Linked DNA regions of Homo sapiens: region 2 is linked to region 1. Evidence: chromatin loops called from intact Hi-C (ENCODE). Cell type or tissue: PC-9. All regions are shown on one strand. Links, peaks and the distances in the headings refer to the core of each region. The heading gives the core; the rest is flanking DNA.

What was found. Peaks named below come from ENCODE experiments on the same cell type or tissue, not always from the same donor. Only the 100,000 strongest peaks of a DNase experiment are listed, where the experiment ranks them.
Region 2: it touches region 1 in a loop (11-fold over the local background); 8 of 110 quality-filtered maps call a loop at or near these places.

What each region holds. Positions count from the first base shown.
Region 1 is chrX:13,282,744-13,293,679 of GRCh38, forward strand. The region is part of intron 1 of LINC02154 (long intergenic non-protein coding RNA 2154); the gene reads right to left. Among named protein-coding and RNA genes, the nearest start is that of LINC02154, 15 kb to the right of the region's middle. In PC-9, for the core only: no CTCF peak of the experiment used is centred there; a DNase peak (open chromatin) is centred at 4,348; H3K27ac peaks cover 2,275 bases.
Region 2 is chrX:12,980,377-12,991,312 of GRCh38, forward strand. No RefSeq gene overlaps it. Among named protein-coding and RNA genes, the nearest start is that of TMSB4X, 11 kb to the left of the region's middle. RefSeq lists an enhancer at 4,221-4,400, a cis regulatory region at 4,325-4,986 and a silencer at 6,805-7,001. In PC-9, for the core only: no CTCF peak of the experiment used is centred there; DNase peaks (open chromatin) are centred at 4,395 and 4,775; H3K4me3 peaks cover 658 bases; H3K27ac peaks cover 3,206 bases.

The DNA of each region.
Region 1 (10,936 bases), core at 2,421-7,420:
AACCCATACTCCACTGTGGGCAACTCATTCTTATGAGCACGCCCACACTTCTCTCTTAAGTGTGTACCTTTGCTTTGCAATAAAGCTTCCTGTCTTTCACATCATTCCAACTTATCCCCAAATTCTTTCTTGTGACAGTGTCAAGAATCCAAAAAACTGGTTGGGGCTGGGGTCTCACTAGTGTCTCACAGTATCTTTTAAAACTCCCCAAGTGATTTTAATATTTGAATACTACCTTTTTTTCTTCCCCAAATTGAAGACTCCAGACAAGCTATGACCATGCTTTTAATCTCATATAAGCCTAGTGCCTAGCCCTATATAGGAATAAATACATAGAGCTTGAGTGATAACTTCTCTCACAATATGTTTTCAGCACTTCTCTCACAATATTTTTTCGTCACTAATGAATTCTTTAGAAAATAACTCCTGAGAGTAGCAAAAACTGCTTAATTCAAGTTGACCCATTTAAATATTTTTAATATTTCTACCAGCAAGTTTAGTTTATATCTCTAAATATATCCATCTTTGACGAACCATCTTCTATCACACTTAGAGAGGAAGGGAAGCTATCTCTCCAGAATTGCTATTTTTAAATGGTTTTGATATATCTTATTTATTTAGCACTATCAGGAAAAATAAGAAATATAATTAGCAAGTTAGCTGCTTTCAAAAGTAATCATTGCCTGAAATGGGGATAACATGGGTAAGTACCTAGTTGTGTACCTGGTCCATGCCGTCAACAAAAAGATTCAAACTCTTTTTGACTGTTCTATCAGTCTTAAGGGCTCTGTTTTAATGTTAATGCTGGTCAGCTGTGCCCAGATTCCAATGGGAGGAGGGTGTAATGAGGCATGTCCGACCCCTACTTCCCATCACGGCCTGAACTGGTTTTTTAGGTTAACTTTGGAATGCCCTTGGCCAAGGGGAGGGCCCATCAGTCTGTTGCATGGCTTGATTTTTGGTTTACAATGCTGTATGCTCAGTAATGGCAGCTGTTATCATTGTGTGCTTCCTCTTTCAGGAAGGGCTGCCTTCTTAAGTCACCTCACAGGAGGGCATCTGGAGATAACACTAAAAGAGGAAATAAGATGACTTGCCAGGCACTTTCTTTCATTTATGCACAGTCCATGAGATTTCCTGACCTCTTTCATCACAAACAAAGAGGTGTGTGCAGCTTTAGAAATTTAATGGACATGCTACCCATGTCATAAAGAAGAAACTGTTTCAGTTGTTTGTCTTTTCTTACTCCATTTGGCTACTGCTATATAGGGCCTGCTTTCCTAGACCCTTGTGTTTTCCTCAAATCTCTGATTCTACATTTACATGAAAAGCCTTTAGACTGATTGCTCTGAGATTAGCCAACTGTTTCCTAGGTTTGATCACACAATTCCACTCCTACACAATTCCTTCTCTCCTAGGTCTTGTGATTCCCCATCCCCAGCTGAGTCATTCAATTGCAATCACATTTAATTGTCTCCACCTGAGTGGCTTTTTCTTTGGGCCGCTTGCCTTTGTCAAGCAATTGGAGGCAACATTTATTTATGCACATAGCATTTCTAAGGATCCATGGTACCAAGTGACTCTTCCAGATGAAGTAAAGTGACAGCTCTCCACATGATAATGACAGTGACATTTGAATTAGCTGCAAGTCTCCAGAAACAGGCATATTTCAATTTAATTTTTATCCAGCTCAAGATGAACTTAAAAAATTGTTTTCAACCCTTGGTTTCATACTTTGGTTAATACCATGCATTAATTCAGTGAGGTTTTTGTTTTATAGTTATGAATTCAGTAGTGGATGCATAATTATGACCATAACTTTTCACTGACTAGGGCTTCAAAAATTGATAAAGGAGGCACAGAAGAACAGATCTTCTTGGCATAGACTAGCTAGTTGTTGAAAAAAACCCCTCTCCTCTGCCTCCTGGGCACCCAGCCAGGCTACATTTCCCAGCTGTCCTTGCAGTTAAGTGTGGTCATGTGACTGCATCCTGGTCAATGGAATGCCGACAGAAGTAAAATGAGTGACTTTCAGGTCTAGCCCATTAAAAACCTCCAGGCACCATCCTCCATGTTCTTTCTTATTGGCTGCTGATAGCAGCAGGAGGCAGACAAATGCCTAGGCAGACAGGGGCAGGTCCCTAGTGAAACCCCACCTTCAAGCCTGTCTTTGGCTTGTTTAAAGCCTGAAGGCCAAGTTACAAGTCAAATCCACAGACCAGATTGAGAACCTGTCGTCCCATTTGGTGTGCTTTCCTTTGATTTATCCCCACCTTTCACCGATTTTACATATACCTACTCTTCCCTTATTGTTTTTACACTGTGCCCACCTTTGATTGGTGCCTTTGTTTTAACTGTTTTTGCATACTCACACACCAACTGAATGTTGCCTTTTCCAATGCTACCTACGGCCTGCCCCTCCCCTATCCTGTGCCTATAAAAAATCCAGACTCAGCCACACTGGGGTAAGAGATGACCTGACTTTGAGGAAGAGATGATCTCACTTTGGGGGAAAGGTGACCTGACTTTGGGGTAGAGGCCAACTGACTTCAGGGGAGAGATGACCTGATTTTGGGGGAGAGACGACCTGACTTCAGGGAAGAGACAACTCAATCTTCCCATCCCCTCTCCACTGAGAGCTGTTTCGTCACTCAATAAAATTCTCTGCCCTCATCACCCTTCAACAGTCAGCATGACCTCATTCTTCTTGGATGCGGGACAAGAGCTCTAGACCCACTGAATGTGGGTACCCAGAAAGGCTGTGGCACTGGCCCTCTGCCCTCACCAGTGGGGGGGCAGCGCCGCACAAAACAGAAGCAGTGGCAGGGCCAAACCAGTCCCAGAGCCATGCTGGTCCTGGAGCTGTGGGCCAGAGGGGGACAATAGGCTGACTAGCTGCTAACATACTGCAGTCCATCTGGCTGTGAACAGCAGAACAAAAAGAGCTAATTAGCACACTGTAACAGCCACTCTGGGGCTTTGGGGTCACAGGCACCCCTGCCTGGGTACCACCACATTCCCCTTGGGGCAACATGCCTGGTCTGGCGGCAGGCCCTGCATGGAACTTGCTTCTGTGTCGGCACTTGGAGTGGCCAGCTGGACCCCACACTCACTCACTCATGTGTTCCCTCCCCCTAGGGGCTGAGGATGCAGTTGTGCAGCTGCAGGAGTTACAGGCCGGAATGCAAGCCAGATGTGGCCCGGTGGGCCGTGTAGAGGGTGTGCCCCCTGCTGCAAGTCTGGCAAAGGGGCTGTGAAAAATCCTGTGTCACCGTGACCTTGTAAGTCCTATGTTAAAAAATGCAAAGCCACAAGATGCAAGAAGCCTGGGTACCAAAATTATCGCTTGGAGGAATGTTACCCATCTATCAGGAATACCTCTTTTGGACCTTACATGAAAAGGAAATACACTTCTATTTTCTTAAGCCACTGAGATTTGGGGTTTATGTGTTATCGCATACTTTACCTTAACTGGTAAAGATAAATGCTGTACGTCTTAAAATAAAGTACTATTTTTCTCCTAATAACAGGGATATTTTCATTGTTTACTATTTGGAAAATACTCCATACTAGGTGTTAATGTCATCTGAAATATGTTTTTAGGAATAACTCTTTGGAAAATAACTTTGCTAGTCATAACTTTCTTTCTTTTTCCTGAAAGTGGAAGGTAAAGGAGGAGGAAAAAACCTCAATCGAGATGCATTATTCTAGTTAAAGTTCTAGCAATGACTCAGGTTATTCTAATAACTAAATTAACTCAGCGAATCAAGCAATTTTGGAAATTGCAACTTTCTCAGGGCTCCAAGCCATGATACACTCAATGTTTCAACAACAGTATTTCTACTTTACTACTAGGACACAACTTGGGCTTTGGTAGAAATTTTCTCAACATATTTCAGTACATACGGAACATTTTAAATTATTTCTTATGTAATATTTCTAGCACTTTGACCAATTTATTTGTGATCAGGGCAATCTGGATATGAATACATTACAAACTACTATGAATAAAAGTCTGTTTGTTTTATGTATGATTATATAGAATTAACTAGCTGGTGTTCATCAGACATCAGCTAAGATCACCCCCACCCACCTCTTTGTAATTGACCTGAAACTGACTTGAATTCCCGAAACTTGATTAACTCAATTTCCTCAAATATCCCAAGCATTTTCACATGAGAGTACAATTTAGTGAATGAACATTTGGAATGACAAGGGAAGAGGAAGTATAAATCTCTATACTAAAAAGCAATCATTTAAAATATGATTATTATGTATTCATATATTAAAGAAAGGACTCTGACCTTCATCTCTTCTCCTATTTCAGCTTTCAATTCCAGTTCATGTTACATACAAAGAATTTGAACTATTTCCTTGTTTCACTATCTCCTTTCAGATCATGTCCTCAGAGTTTCATTCTCTACACCTAAAGCACTCAATCAATGTAATCCTAAGTAAAGCTGCTCCAAAGGCTCGGGTGACATCTGTTAAAATAACTACCCTTACATACACACACACACACACACACACACACACACACACACACAAACACGCGCGCGCGCGCAGTATCCTCGGTTTATGGTTCTTGGTGATTCTGAAACAGTGAGAGAAATAATGAATTTTGAACATAAGATGTAATTAAAAATAGTGCTTCTTAGAATTAACATACACATTACACACGTTACCTGTGAATTGTGAATCTTATTAAAATGCAGATTCTGAGTCCATAGTCCATTCTGGGGTGAGATCTGAGATTCTACATTTCTAACAAGCTTCCAGTTGATGCTAATGCTACCAGCACTTGGGCCACAGTTTGAGTACCTAGATTGTAGAACATTCAAATATTCATTGTAGGGTAGAAAAAAATTCTCACCCATTGTAAGGGTCATGGCTGTGGCATCTATAATACAAGACAGATTAATGAGAGAAAACCATACAAATCTGTTTAATATAAATTTTACACGACATGGGAGTCTTCAGAAATGAATACTCAAAGAAACAGGGCAAACTTTTTATAGATAGTTGTGCATAAGTATTATTGGGGGACAAAAGGGTACGATCTTGTAAAATTAAATCATTCAGACTTAAAGCTGTTGGAACTTTAAATTATTTTGAGCTTTGAGAGGAATGTGACTATGTGGCATGAGTCATGTAGCATGCAGCTGCAACTTCTACTTTTTCCTGCAAATCATTAGGAAAGGCCTTGTGGCACCAGAGATAAGACCCCCTTCAGATCATCACCCCTCCTCACAGAATGCTAAAGCAACCTACCTTGGAATGTAGCAAACTATAACCAACCAAACTGCTATACCATATATATTGACCTTGTATGGAAAATGTTGCAACTCTGTTAACTGCCTATATAAGTGAAACCTTAACTTTCCCACTTTGGAACGCTGACCCATTCTTTTATAGTCAGTGTTTCTGGGTGTCCATCCTCAAGCTTTGCACTCAAATAAACTCGAATAAGCACAGTTGATTATATTTTCTGAGTCATATTATTTAAGGTTGACAGTCTAATGGTAATAAACTAGAGGGAACTTAGCAAGGCATGTTTGTTCAGATTCTTTTTTGTGTTCCTTTGCCTTCAGAGATAGGGACATTCCTTTCCTCAGGTATAGAAAGGACACCTCTGGAATGAAGGTTTTATGGCCTACTTTAGAGGAAGGTCAGATAATTCTTTTATGGCCTGCTTCAGGGGAGAACGGTGAAAGAAAGCCAAGAGAAACCTTCCTGCTTCTGCTATTATTTCAAATGCCAAGGTGCCATTTTTGGGGGTAGCATATCCTGAACCCCGTAACTATCCATTTACTGGTATTGTTCTGGTCACCTAAGAATCACGTGGAGAAGAAGAGTGATTAGACATACAGCCAACTGGACCCTCTTCCTTGGAAGTTCTGATTAGGTACACCTTTTAGAAAACTCTTTGGATGAACCTAACGTTGGGAACCTCTGATTAAGGCTTCTGCTCCTCAAAGTGGGGTCCTCAAACAAGCCGGACTAGCAGCCTTCAGGAGCTTCATAGATATGTAGAATCTTGGGTCTTAACCCAGCCTTACTGAATAAGAATTTACATTTTAACAAGAATCTCCGTTGATTTGTATGTACATTGAAATTTGAGAAGCGCTACTCTAGAATATCATAACAATACAGTGGAAAGAGAGAACTGGGGATATTTTAAGTGCAAAACATTAACATCATCATAGCCAACACTCACTGGAGAGTCAGAAAGTACGTTATATTAGTATGCTGTTTTACAATTCAAATTGTTTTCAGACATGTTTTTCTTATTCAATTTAATCAGTATCTCTCAATATCCTTCTGGGAGACAGGTATTATTCTCCTACTTTTATAAATAAATCTTGGTTTATTACTGAGGTTAGAAACTAAGTTGTTTTTGTTTTTTGTTTGTTTGTTTGTTTTTGAAACAGGGTCTTGCTCTGTCACCCAGGCTGGAATTCAGGGACACGAACGTGGCTCACAGCAGCCTTGAACTCGTGGGCTCAAGTGATTCTTCCTCCTCAACCTCTCAAGTATCTAGGACCACAGGCACACAACACCATGCCTGGCTAATTTTTAAAATTTTCTGTAGAGATGGGGGTCTCATCATGTTGCCCAGGCTGGTCTTGAACTCCTGGTCTCAAGGGATCCACCCACGTCGGCCTCCCAATGTACTGGGATTACAGGTGTGAGCCACTGCACCTGGCTGAAACTAAGTTTTATTCAACTTGGTAAGACTCATACATTTTAAAAGCTAACATTTACTATCAAGGGAAGAATCCTTAAAACGGAACTTGAATCTTACTCAAAATAGTCTCTCGGTCAATCAGTTAGTATATGTTTATGTGAAGAGGAAATTTACTTGCTCATCCTGAACTTATTTAATGATGTTAAGCCTACTAAGTTGTAAATTAAGCAAGTTTGGAAATGGAAGCTGACATGCATTTGAGGCTAGATATATTGTTATAGTTTTTGTGATACAAATATATTTTTCATGCAGTTATATACAAAGCTTTATATTCAGTGCCATGTTTCTTCAGACAACTGTTGAGGCTTACTGTCAGCTGCACTATTCTTCACTTACTCAAAAAACATTTCTTAAATACCAACTATGAACTGTCTAGGTTTTGGAGGTACAATATTGAGTGAGAAACAGTTTTGACAATTGAGGAGTTTATAGGCCTAGACAGAGGACGACTAACTGCTGTGAGGAAGGGGATAGGAGAATCTTCAAAGACAAGGTTATATCTCCTAGAGGTCTGAAAAGACCAACTGAGAGCGTGACAGGAATAAACGAAGGAAGGGCATCCCAAATTGAGGGAATAACAGGGTCTGAGACATAAGGTTCTGAATGAACTTGAAATGTTTGGGGAGTGATGATTCATTTTGACCAGAGTTTCGGGGAAAAGGGGGGTGCCTGGATTAGGAGGATGAGGAGGTAGCTTGGGGACAAACTATGGAGCCTTGGATGATATTCTATAGATCCTGAACATTTACTTTCTGTATATATGTGTATATATATATATATATATATATATATATAAAGTGAGATCAACAAACAGATAATAATAGATAAGAGATTTTAAGCAGGGCAAGGAGTGACCTCATTAGGTTTAGGTTCAGGGTAAATAATTCTAGGCATAGCATGGAGGATGGCCTAGAATAGACAGAATATTCTGAAAGTACAGACGCTGGTTTGGAGGCTGTTGTTTAAGTGTTTAAGTAGAGGAGGTGCCTGATTTGGGAGATGTTTCTGAGACAGAATCAGGACTTGTTGCTTACTTGGGTGTGGGGAAAAGGAGAAGTTAAAAATACCTGATATTTTTATCTGGGGACTCTGGGCAGATGATGATACCACTAGCTGAGAGAGGACATTTAGAAAAAGAGCAAGGTGGGATGAAGCTAAAAAGGTTGGTCCTTAACATATTGTCATAAAAGTGCCCGTGAAGTAGACAGGGACAACAGGAACCAAAGAAGCTATGGTTTTCAGTCTCAAAATGTCTCCTTATTAATGGTCCTATTAATTGCAAATGGGGAAAAGGTACCTTTACAGTGGACAAATCTGGAGGACACCACCTTAACCAAATGATTCATCAATACCAAAGTGATGTTGTGTGCCTCCTGATACAATACGCTGATAAGGACACAACTTCACTTATAAAGTTCTCCTACCAAAAATTCATAACCTGATTCTAATCAAGAGAAAACATCAGACAACCCCAAATGGAAGTACCTGGCACAAAACAACTGTCCTGTATTATTCAAAACTGTCTAATAGGACACGGCACTGAAATGCAGTGGGTCCTGGACTGTGGGGCGTGGTGGTGAACTGAGGCGCTCCTCTTGCAGCCCACTGTCACCTCGTCAGCTCCATAGGCTGCAGAGTCCGGCCATGTCCTCGTGCCACAGGCCGCCCTGCACCCCCCCGCGCCCCCCCGCGCCCCCCCGCCACTTTCTGCGCCTGCGTGCATTTCAAGTGCTTGCGTGACATCCCCCCGCACCCCCCCCGCCACTTTCTGCGCCTGCGTGCATTTCAAGTGCTTGCGTGACATCCGGGCACTGCATGACTGGAGCGTCTGGCTCGCGGAGATCAACATGGCAGTTTTCCTGTGCACCCGCATAAAACCGTCCGCCTACTCAGATGTGGCTGAGGGAGTGGACTGCTGCTGGTCATCTCTATCAGAGGTATCTGAAAGCTCCCTATCTGAAGAAACATGGTTGGTAGCTTCAACCCTCACCCAACTCTATAAAATAAGAAGCCTCAAAAACTTGGCCGGGCGTGGTTCCTCACGCCGGTAATCCCGGCACTTGGGGAGGTTGAGGTGGGCAGATGGCTTGAGCCCAGGAGCTCAAGACCAGCCTGGGCAACATGGTGAAACCCCATCTCTACAAAAAATACAAAAATTAGACAGGCGTGGTGGTGTGTGCCTATAGTCCCAGCTACTGGGGAAGCCGAGATGGGAGGGCCACTTAAGCCCAGGAGGCAGAGGCCGCAGTGAGCCAAGATGGCGCTGATGCTCTACTTCAGCCTGGGAGACAGAGCGAGACTCCATCTCAAAAAAAAAAAAAAAAAAAAAAACGAAACAGAAACCTTTCTGTCACTTGAACGCATTTAGTTTACATCGTACATTAGAAAGGAGGGCAAGGTAGGTGCCAGTCACAGTATTAACTGCTCCAGCTTTTGGCAGGAGATGAACTATACTAGGAAGTTTCAAACTCAAAAGTATGCCACATTTTTCGTCAGACCTATGTAGTCTGAGAGCCTAAGAGAAAGCATATGAGACAGACACTAGAGATCCAATATATGGATTACCGACATGTTGAAAAGAAAACTGGAATAAAGGGAAAATAAGAAATATTTGAAGAAGAGAATAAAGTTTTCTTGAGCTCGAGAAAAATGTTTCATCTTCAGATGAAAAGGCCCTGTCATGGTCAAAGCAAAATTGACAAAAATTGCCCGGTACCTGAGTGGGAACAATAACGTTTTAAATTTGAAAGGAAAAGAATGCCATAGATTTCCAGAAAAAAGGAAAGATTATCCACAAAGTACATAATCAGACTTTGCCTGAGTGTCACATGATACAGGATATACGAAGCAACATATATATATTTTGAAAGAGACGGCTGTGTGTAATTCTATATCAAGTCACATGTGAAAGCCACAGAAATAATTCTTGCTTATATATGGGCTCTGAAAAAATTTATTCACAGATGTACTATACATGACCAAAAGATTAATCAAAATAAAGACTTTCTTTTCTTTTTTTTCTTTTTTTTTTTTTCTTTTTTTGAGATTGAATCTTGTTTTGTTGCCCAGGCTGGGGTACCGTGGTGCCATCTCGGCTCACTGCAACCTCTGCTTCCCTGGTTCAGGTGATCCTCCCTCCTCACCCTCCTAAGTAGCTGGGATTACAGGCGTGCACCACCACACCTGGCTAGTTTTTTTGTATTTTTAATAGAGATTGGGTTTCACCATGTTGGCCAGGCTGGTCTCGAACTCCTGACCTCAAGTGATCCGCCCTCCTCAGACTCTCGAAGTGTTAGGATTACAGGTGTGAGCCACTGCAGCTGGCAAAATAAAGACTTTGGAAGTAGAAGTATGTGGTACAAGTCCTGGTGGTGAGTGTAAAATTCAATTAAATTAGGACATCTGAATAATTACTGTAAATATGGTTTAAAAGCCCTGCAAATGTTAAAAATAATTTGAATATTAATCTATTTCATTTTTTAAAAATACTTTTTAATAAAAATAATTTAGTTCCCTTAAAAATTGTTGAGATTCATTAAAATAAATATGCTAGATAATAGTAATATTTATATCACTATTAAATTTTCTAAATTTGAGAATTGCACTGTGGTTACATTAGAGAATGGCATTGTTCTTAGAAAATACTGAAGTACCACTGGGGAAAGGGACACACCCATATACTGTATACATATATATACATATATACATACAGATATACACATTTACCCATATGTGTATATATATATGAGAGAGAGAGCAAATGTGGCAAAACATTAATAACTGGTGAAGCTGGATAAAGGGCATATGGGAGTTCTTTGTACTGTTCTTGCACATCTACACATTTGAAATGATTTCAAAATACAAGTTTAAAAAATTTTAAACTTTACAATTTTTAAAATATAGAGTCAAGACGTTATTAATATTCTGGTATGAGCCATTTTCATGCAGTGGTTGGGGCAGAAGCCAGTTTGATTGAGTTTGTCGAGTAAGAAATGAGAACGTAGAGAAAATAGGACATGACTCTTGGACCCCTGGGTGGAGTGGCTTCTGAAATACAAATATTTCACCTACTTTCACATTAGGTTTTCATAGTTTGAATTTTCTGAGGCAGATCACATTTATATGCAAACTCAATTATGGAAGTACCCCTATATATTCATTCTATGCTATAATGTAACAGGGCATAAA
Region 2 (10,936 bases), core at 2,241-7,240, 300 kb before region 1:
TGCCTGGCTAATTTTTTTTTTTTTATTTTTTATTTCGCCATGTTGCCCAGGCTCGTCTCAAACTCCCGAGCTCAAGCAATCCAACTGCCTCAGCCTCCCAAAGAGCTGGGGTTACAGGTGTGAGCGACCACGCCCAGTCGAGACTTCATTTAACATGCTGGTTTGGGGGTCCCTTTGAACATGTGAATGTCATGTTAGACATCACAATTTTAAATATGTTTTTAACAAATATATTTAAAGAGCTTTGAACAGCAATTTGCCTGACTTTGGTTGTGCTGAGTTTTTTGTTTTTGTTTTTGTTTTTTGAGATGGAGTCTCACTCTGTCGCCAGGCTGGAGTGCAGTGGCACAATCTCGGCTCACTGCAACCTCCACCTCCTGGGTTCAAGCAATTCTCCTGCCTCAGCCTCCCAAGTAGCTGGGACTACAGACGCATGCTGCCATGCTGGGCTAATTTTTTTTTTTTTTCTGTATTTTAACAGAGACGGGGGTTTCACCATGTTGCCTAGGCTGGTCTCGAACTCCTGAGCTCAGGCAATCCGCCCGCCTCGGCCTCCCAAAGTGCTAGGATTACAGGCTTGAGCCAACGCGCCTGGCCGGCTGTGCTGATTTGAATCAATACTTATAGCCAACTCCATATTATGAAGCCAGAGCACTGGATCATTAGTTCACTCCACCAGTTCATGCCAGGTAATTCATTTGCCACAGAGACACGGTTGTAAATAAGATGTAGTCCCTGCCCTCCTGTGCCCTCCATTAGTTAAATGCATTTTTCATCTGACTCCAAGTGGAAAATACTAAGAAATTATTCTTTTCCATTTTTAGGGTACATGATGAGTCTAAGGGCTTTGGATTTCTAAATGAGGTTTAATACCTATTCTTTGCTTTACAGTGGCCATTTTTCCAAATGTATCTAGAATGATTAATTCAAATCCCTCCAAAAGTTCAATGGTGAGTGAATTTTGAAGGAAACTGATTCTTCACCTTGCAATCAAATATTCTATTAGCATAGAAAGATTGGGCATGATAACTCTTGCCTGTTATTTTTTGAGAATCCTTGCTGAGGAATGCCCAAGGTCTAAAAATGGACTGAATGAATAGCGTTTTGTTGTTGTTGTTGTTTTTCTGGGCAGGGTCTTGCTCTATTGCCCAGGCTGGAGTGCAGTGGCCCTATTATAGCTGCACTATAGCCTCAAACTCCTGGGCTCAAGTGATCCTCCCACCTCAGCCTCCTGAGTAGCTAGGACTACAGGCATGTGCCACCAGCCCTGGCTAATTTAAAAAAAATTTTTTTTTTTCTTTTTGTAGAGACAGAGTTTTGTTATGTTGTTCAGGCTGGTCTCAAGCTCATGGCCTCAAGTGATCCCCCTGCCTCCACCTCCCAAAGTGCTGGGATTACAGGTGTGAGCCACCACACCCAACCTGGATAGATAGCATTTTAAAATCTATCTTTTGCTAGGATTTTGTGGCTTAGATGTTGAATCTCCAGAGAAACACTTCTTACTGCTAAATCCTTCCCCTTCCTCTGTTTGCCTTCTCTTTCCAATTCAACTGTATGATTACTGGGGGCTGAAATGGTTGCTCAAATTTTGAAATCCCTCAGAGAACCAAGCAACATGATGACCACGTGTATCCATAAGCACAGCACCTGGCTGGCTGAGGGCTGGTCACATTTGTTTAGTAGGATTCCACAGTTTGGAACTTCAATGGAGGGGGACAATAATCTATTCAAAGCAGTTGGAGCTATTCCTGTCACGTTATTGTCAAACCACAGGAAATTATGCCTTTCCTCATTACCACATTGAGCGCTGTAAGTGGCTGATACCTTTGACCACACAGAGACTTTGTGATAGCATTTTCTTAATCTAGAAACAAAAATATTTCAAAAGATTAAAAAATATATATGGAATGCCACATGGTTGTTTCTACTTAAAATGACTTGCTTACTTGGAGGGTAGAGTCATTCTTTTTTTTTTTGAGGCAGGGTCTCACTCTGTCACCCAGGCTGTAGTGTAAGTGCAGTGGCACGATCATGGCTCATTGCAGCCTCGACCTCCCAGACTCAAGCAATCCTCCCACCTCAGCCTCCTGAGTAGCTGGGACCACAGGTGTGTACCACCATGCCTGGCTAATTAGAAAGAGTCATTCTTTACTCAACAAACGTTTACTGAGCACCTAGTGTCTGCCTGGCTCTTTCCAAGTTGCTGGAATAGGAAGTTGAATAAGGCCCGGGCCTACTCTTGGTCTATGGGAGAGGAAAACCTGTGCGAATGAACAGCCGTATCCGGCCTGAGCCAGATATCCATTCATTTATCCAACTACGATTCACCCAGCTTCTGTTTTTGCCAGGTAAGACACTGAGCCAGGAGATAGCCTGGAACCAGATTGTGAAGGGCCCCTGAGCCAGGCTAAGGAGTTTGAAAATTACCCTTAGGTAATTGGGAGATATTAGAAGTAAAATCATTTCATCCACATGAGGCAGTCTGTAGACCCTTCTTGTTTAGAAATGTAGCTATAGGGAAGGAGGGCGAAGAAGAGACTGTCCATACTTGTCACTGAAAAAGCATATTGACATCATCAGTGTTGCAGCAACGTCATACAAGAAGGTGCTAAATCTTACTTTTATTGGTATTTCTTGGTCCACATTTCGAAAAGATGGGCTTGTAACACCTCTATATTATGAACACTTCATGGTCATTTGGTATCAACTTTTATACTGGAGCGGAAAGAAGTTTAATCAATTTGAAATGGTTAAAATTACATTTTTGTGTGGAGATCTCTGAGGTTTGCAGTGCCTTGTACTAGGGTTTGTACATTAAAAGCTGGTCTTCAATCATGTATTATGTTCCTGGGGCAGCTGTAACCAATCCCTACAAACTTGGGGGCTGAAAACAACAGAAATATATGCTCTCATGTTTTGGAAGCCAGCAGCCCGATATCAAGGTGTCGGCAGAGCCGGATTCTCTCCAAAGGCTCAAGGAGAGAATCCTTCCTTGCATCTTTCAGCTTCCAGTGGCTCCAGGTATTCCTTGGTTTGTGACTGCGTCACTTCAATGTCCACTTCCATTTTCACGTCGCCTTCTCTGCGTCTGTGTCTTCTCCTCGTCTTTCTCTTATAGGGGCACTTCTCATTGGATTTAGGGCCCACCTGGGTCATCCAGGATGATCTCATCTCAAGATCCTTAATTACATCTGCAAAAAAAACTCTTTCCCAAGTAAGTTAGCATTCACAGGTTCCAGGGATTTGATATGGACAGATCTTTGGTGGGGGGAGGGCTGCTATTTAACCCACTATAAATCGTCATTAGTGGGTTGTCTAGTAGAGGCACTGTAGTGCGATGGTTGAAATGATCAGTCGGTCAGCACTGTGGGCAGGGACATTTTACCGAATGAGTGGGTCTGTGGAAGGAGAGAGGATAACTGAAGATTTTCGACATTAATCAGAACATTATCCAGTGATTTAAGGACCAATATGGAAAAACTTATAGGACCCATAAGTGGGTGAAGAGAAAGGGGTATGGAAGGAAGGAAAATGAAAGGTTTGTAATTGGTTATTTGTTTCCTGTGATTACAGGGATGAATAACACAGGTGGTCATGGCAGAAAACAGTTGTGCTTCCTCAAGAGCAGTGAAAAATACCATGTGGGAAAAGAAGTGCATATACTACCCTAAGTAATTAGAGAGGTCAGTCACAAAATTTAAAAGAAAAGAAAGTAAAAAAGAATATAATCTGAATGGGTTTTTTTTGAAGAAAGGATAGTAATTATATAACCCTGAATTTGTCATTTCAAATATCATTGATAACTTGAGCTAGGAAGGTGAGAGCACCGTGAGTTCATATATGCAAATGTAAATTCTCAAAGCCATACGTGCATGCCTAAGGCATTCCTCTAAGGTTCCACTGACTTTCTCTGTATAAGCTCCGTGTTATAACAGGTGTATAAATATACATGCAACATGCATCGAGAACAAACATATTGGCATCTAATGTTTGGAACCTTCCGCCTATCAGGGCTTCTTTTCTGAAATAAGTCATGAAGTTTCCCAACAGGAGAGATGGATACCAAAAATAAAATCCATTTAAGTCCTCAACCCATTCAAATAATAAATCCTTCAGATTAGAAAGAGGTGAGGTCAATTGAATCTAACATAGACATTAAGAACTATCTGCCCCAAAGAAGGCTACTCCACACTTTTGACCATATTCCTTTGAAACAGGGAGGATTCATGTTCTCTCTCCTCTCCTGGAAGCTGACAGATACCCATGTATGATGTTGACATTTATGTATGTCTAGAATGCCTAAGGCATTTGGCTTGGCCAAGGCCGGTTGTGACTTGGCCCCCTGCCACCATTCTTTGTACCACAGGTGTTTCCAAGTAGGATCTCATTCGAGTTGGGAGGGTGAGTTAGGGCTTTAGACCACAGGAGCAGCTGAGGGAAAACTGTAAGGGGCCAGGCTTAGCCAAGAAAAGAAGGCTGAGAAAGATCCAAACCAGACAGCTGGCTACCATTCTAACCTCTATCCCCACCCCAGCGCTACCACACTTCAGGCCACACCCTACCCAGAGTGTGGTTTTCAAACCACAGGCTGTGTCGTAGGAAATCAATTTATTGATTCTTGCCAGCATTGAAAACAAAAATTAAAAAAAAAAAAAGACAAAATAAATCACTAAAAAGAAATCAAGCAAGAATTTTCAGAACTCCCCAGCATGGTAAGGGTAACTATTGTTTATCAAACTTCTGTTTGAGTTATTTATGAGGGGGAGAGATGACTGATCTGTGATGTACAATGTTTCTTTCAGTGTGAGTCAGACTCACACTTGTCAAGACTTCCATCCCCCAGCCTCCTGCCTGCTTATGGCCTCAATTCCTTTCTTTTCTCTGTCTAGCTTCGACTCCTAATCACTCACTTCAGATTGATTTTAAACCCTTTCCTCCCCATGTCCAGCTGAAGTCTTCCTTCATGCCCCAGTCCTGAATCCACTCCAAGAACCTGTTTGCCATTTTTTCACCCAGGCTCCCAAGTACTAACAGATAAAATATACACTTTGCCATGCTGTCACCTCAAAATTTGTCACTTGTTCCTGGTCAACTTACTATTAGCTGTGCCACCTTCAGAAACTTCGTAACTTCTATGAGCTTCACTCTTCTCACCTGCCTAATGTGGAAGGGGATGGCCATGACACATGGGGTTGCTGTGAGAGTTGAAGGAAATATGTACATTGTAGGTGCTCAGTATATGGTCTCCTTTATTATTACAACAGCCTCTTAGTTCACAAATCAATGCACTATTATTACATGAAATACTTCTTGACCTCTTTGTAGCCTTGTGTGTGTGTGTGTGTGTATGTGTGTGTGTGTGTGTGTGTGTGTGTGTGACAGGGTCTCACTCTGTCACTCAGGCTGGAGTGCAGTGGTGCAATCTTGGTTCATTGCAGCCTCTCCAACTCCCAGGCTCAGATGATCCTCCTGCCTCAGCCTCCCAAGTAGCTGGGACTACAGGTACATGCCACCATACCCCAGCTAATTTTTTCTCTGGGTAGCTGTGATGGTTAATACTGAGTGTCAACTTGATTGGATTGAAGGATGCAAAGTATTGATCCTGGGTGTGTCTGTGAGGGTGTTGCCAAAAAAGATTAACATTTGAGTCAGTGGGCTGGGAAAGGCAGACCCACCCTTAATCTGGGTGGGCACCTTTAATCAGCTGCCAGCATGGCTAGAATATAAAGCAGGCAGAAAAACATGAGAAGACTAGACTGGCCTAGCCTCCCAGCCTACATCTTTCTTCTGTGCTGGATGCTTCCTGCCCTCGAACATCAGACTCCAGGTTCTTCAGTTTTGGGACTTGGACTGGCTTTCCTTGCTCCTCAGCTTGCAGATGGCCTACTGTGGGACATTGTGATTATGTGAGTTAATACTTAATAAACTCAGTTCTGTCCCTCTAGAGAACCCTGACTAATAAAGTAGCTTTTGACAATGCTGACCACACTCTACTTTCTGAAACCCTCTCCTCTCTCACCATTTTTAGTCTCTGGCTTCTCTATTCCACCAACATCTCTGATTGCCTTTTCTCTCTTACCCCGTAAGTGTTGTTGCTCCCTGGTTTGAATCTTTTGCTTACCTCTTTTGGTGTCTGACTTCACTCTACAGACTAGAGGCTAGGTCTTTAGTTTCTAGATTTCTTTTGAGTTCTGAGCTTCACCTCGTCTTATCTCTGCAAACAGAAACCCCAGATAGCTGCTCATTCCTGCTCCAACTCTTGCTTCTGTTTCAGGGCCCAGTGTCTCAGCAAAGACTTAGAACATGGTGCTACTTTCTTCCTCTCCCAAGAAGTCATGTGAGTCACTGTGTTAACTTTAAAAAAAAATCGTAATTTCAAATTTACAGAAGAGTTGCAAGAATAGTTAAAAGAATTCCCTATATCCTTTACTCAGATTCACTAATTGTTAACATTTTACCACATTTACTTTCTCTCTCACCTCTTTTTTTTCTGAACCATTTTCTGAACCCTTTGAAGGTCCCTCAGCTTATATTTCCTAAGAACAAGAATATTATCTTACATAACCACAGTGCAATGATTAAATTCAGGAATTTTAACATCAATGCTGTGATATTGTTATCTAACATAAAGTCCATATTTAAATGTTGCCAGTTGCTCCATTGTCCTTTACAGCCCTTTTCTTCCTCCTCATCTGGGATCCAATCCAGGATCATGCATCACATTGAGCTGTCATGTCTCTTTAACCAGGAACAATTCCTCAGCTGCTCTTTTTCTTTCAAGACAGTCACATTTTTGAAGAATATGAACCAACTGGTTTGTAGAATTTCTATCATTTTGGGTTTGCCTGTTGTTTTTTTCATGATTAGAGTCAGATAATTCGGGGTAGGAAAACCGATAAAGGATGTTGTGTCCTTCCTGGTGCCTCACATCAGGACGCACGTGATGCCGATTTGTCCCATTCATTGATAACTTGGATCACTTGTCTAGATGGTTGCCACCAGATTTCTGCATTGTAAGGCTATCATTTTTCCCACTGTAATTAGTAAGTAACCTGGGGGAGGATAGTTGGAGGCTCAGGCTCAAGTCTCCTGTTCTTCCTCAAACTTCCACCAAGTAGTTTTGGCACTTATTGATGATTCCTGCCTGAATTGATTTTTTCTATGATGTCAGCAAAAACGGTGAATTTATGACACTATCATTTCTTTTTTTTTTTTTTTTTTGAGACGGAGTTTCACTTTGTCACCCAGGCTGGAGTGCAATGGCGTGATCTCGGCTCACTGCAACCTCCGCCCCTCAGGTTCAAGCAATTATCCTGCCTCAGCCTCCTAGGTAGCTGGGACTACAGGTGTGTGCCACCACGCCCTGCTAATTTTTGTAGTTTTATTAGAGATGGGGTTTCACCATGTTGGCCAGGCTGATCTTGAACCCCTGACCTCAGGTGATCCGCCTGCATTGGCTTCCCAAAGTGCTGGGATTATAGGCATGAACTACTGCGCCTGGCCCCTATCATTTCTTCTAATGTGACTTACCATTTTCTTATGTTCTAACCTGTATGTATAAACCAACAAAAATGCAATTTCAAAATTTATATGCTAACAATAATAAAAATAACAGTAGCTTCTATATGTTGGCCCATGGGCTTGTCCTGCCTGACTAGACACAACATTATAGAGGTGCAATGTTGCAAGGAACATTTTCAAAGACTTTGAGAATGTGGCTGATGCAAGCTTGTGCTGTCATTTCAGTCTTTAAGAGTCGGCTTAGGGCTTGTTTGCAACTGACATCCTCGTGTGTTATGGCTGTGATTTTAAAAGAGAATAGAGATACATGTATGTAAACCACATTCATGTTCAGTTCATACTAGATCTTTAACATTAATTTTGATTGACCAAAAATATTATTCAGTTCTCGTAATCTGGCAGAGAAATGTCTGTCATTAGTTCTGTGGGGCTACAACAAAGGCTTGAGGTGTCGAGGAATCAGGCAGAGGCAAATCCTTTTCAGGTTCCTGCTAGATAACAGATGTTTGCATTATAAAGGAAAACTAAACACAACTGGAATAATTGGGCGCGGCATTCAGAACTGTCACTTCTGCAAGTGCACCATAGGAAGAAGGCCTCTGCTCTTCCTCTGAGAATCAAGAGGTGGTCTCAAAATTGCGAGCTTGGCCAAGCGTGGTGGCTCACACTTGTAATCCCAGCACTTTGGGAGGCTGAGGCAGACAGATCACCTGAGGTCAGGAGTTTGAGACCAGCCTGAGCAACATGGAGAAACCCTGTCTCTACTAAAAATACAAAATTAGCCGGGCATGGTGGTGCACAACTGTAATCCCAACTACTCGGGAAGCTGAGGGAGGAGAATCGCTTGAACCTGGGAGTTGGAGGTTGCAGTGAGCCGAGGTTGCAGCATTGCACTCCAGCCTGGGCAAAAAGAGTGAAACTCCATCTAAAAAAAAAAAAAAAATTGCGAGATTGATTTTGGTCAGGTGCCTACGTTTCCGTAAGCCTTAAACAAACATCACCCATTCTACTGGTCAAACACACCTTCCTAACACCAGCGTGAGAGGAATGAAAAGGTAGAGCGCTTCAAGGGTGTCTGGCCCTCTTCCATTTTCTACCTGGAAAAAATATCTTCATCCACGTACTGCTGTTTGCTTATAACAATTGTGCCCTGTATTATCTGAGTCTCGAGGCCAGTGCTAACACAGCTGCATACCTGAACAATGACTCACCCCTAAAGTCATTTTCAAGACACCCTGACCATGAGTTTGTTATGGAAATAAAGAAAAAGTTTATGATTTCAGGGAGACTTGTCCTCCAAAGAGGCAGAGTCCTCAATATGTAATAATAATTAATAGAAATTTCTCTTGTGTTTTTTTAGGGTGGAGCAGCAGATGATCTTTTTAAAGTGTTTTTAATTGTTAAACTTTTTGGAACACATCCATTTATGTGGTTCAAATATCAAAAGAATATGAAAAATACAGTCCCATTCGACTGATTGCCCTCACTCTCTTGGGATAATGCTTTTTATTAGTTTCTTGTTTAACCTCCGATATATATGCAAAAACAAATATATAGTTGTAATGTCCCCTCCTCTTACACAGTTGGTATTATAAATCATCTTCCTAATATAATATTCTTAAACTTAACATTGTTATTACAAGAATAATGCATATTTATTTGTTTCAAATAAATCAAACAGTATAGAATGGACTGAAAGAGAAAGGGAAAGTTCCTCTTTCAACTCATTTTCCAGAGATAGCTACTGTGAACAGTTTTATGTGAATCATTCCAGATGTTTTCTAATAATAGTGTTAGTGGCAAGAGCTGCTTGTGAAAGTTTTTGGAAAATTGAGAGCCGGTTGTTAAACGAAGTCACTATTAAATGATATAAACTTACAATAAAATAAATTATATGAAAAGTAAAGGTAATAAATGCTTAAAATGCATCACCGCCTAATTATTTTACACATTTTACTATTACTATGCTCTTAGGGTTACTTACATCTACTATATCTGTATGGTGGAAATACTATAAAATGCTGGCTGCAGGCATCTCTTCCCAACTCCTCTTGACGACTTTACACCTCTACTGATGCTATGGTTTAAATGTTTGTCCCCTCTAAAACTCATGTTGAAACTTAATCCCCAATGTGGCGGAATTGAGAGGAGGGGCCATTAAGAATTGATTGAATCATAGGGCCCTACCCTCAAGAACGGACTAATTCATTCACAGATTAATGAATTAATGGGTTGTGATGTGAGGGGACTGGTGGCTTTATAAGAAGAGGAAGAGAGACCTCAGCTAGCATGCTCAGCCCCCTTGCCATGTGATGCCCTGTACCGCCTCAGGACTCTGCAGAGAGTCCCCACTGACAAGAAGGCCCTCACCCCAGATGTGGCCCTTCAACCTGGGACCAGCCTCCATAACTGTAAGAAATAAATTCTGTCCGGGCATGGTGGCTCATGCCTGTAATCCCAGTGCTTTGGGAGGAAAAGGTGGGAGGATTACTGGAGGCTAGGAGTTGGAGACCAGCCTAAGCAACACAGCAAGATCCCGTTTCTAAAAAAAAAAAAAAAAAAAAAAAAAATTTTAATTAGCTGGGCATGATGGCATGCACCAGTGGTCCTAGCTACTCAGGAGGCTGAGCCCAGTAGTTTGAGGGTGCAGTGAGCTATCATGCACCACTGCATTCCAGCCTGAGTGACAGAGAGAGACCCTGTATCTAAGGAATAATAATAGCAAATAAATAGAAAAAAATCATTTTCTCTATAAATTATCCAGTTTCAAGTATTCTGTCATAAGCCACAGAAAATGGGCTAAGACAATTGACATAGTATATAAAATATAACCCCCCAAAATGACTCAAAAATAAGAAACGTAAAGGTGCAACTAAAATGCCAATACAATACTTTTAAATTTAAAGAAAATTAGCATTACAGTAAATGGCATTGCTTAGTCAGGAAAAAACGTGGCTAACTCTCATGGATGTACAAATGCCCTTTTCCTTTTTTTATTCAAATACCCAAGTAGACAAGACCTGTCTTCCCTCATCCTGGAAAGCCCCCTCTTTGATTTGACAAATATTCTATGTAGATGCTCTCTCCTCTAGGAGGGAGAGATTAATCTCCCCAACATTCACACTTGAAGGCGGGCTAGATTTAGTAACTTACTGACAAAAATCCTTGTATGGAACCAGAAGGGAAAAACAGTAATATTACAGTAGAGAAATTTGGCAAACACCCCTTTAACTAACTGATGAAGACTAACATCACGAGTGATGTCATGCAGACATCATGTACCCTCCAATATGTTGTGATGAGAAGGGCACTTCACTGACTCCAAAAACCCATATCCCCAGTGTACAAGAGGAAAAGTTTCCTCAGTGCTCCTAGGGTTCATGGCTAGGTCTGAAATAAAACTGACAAAGACAGA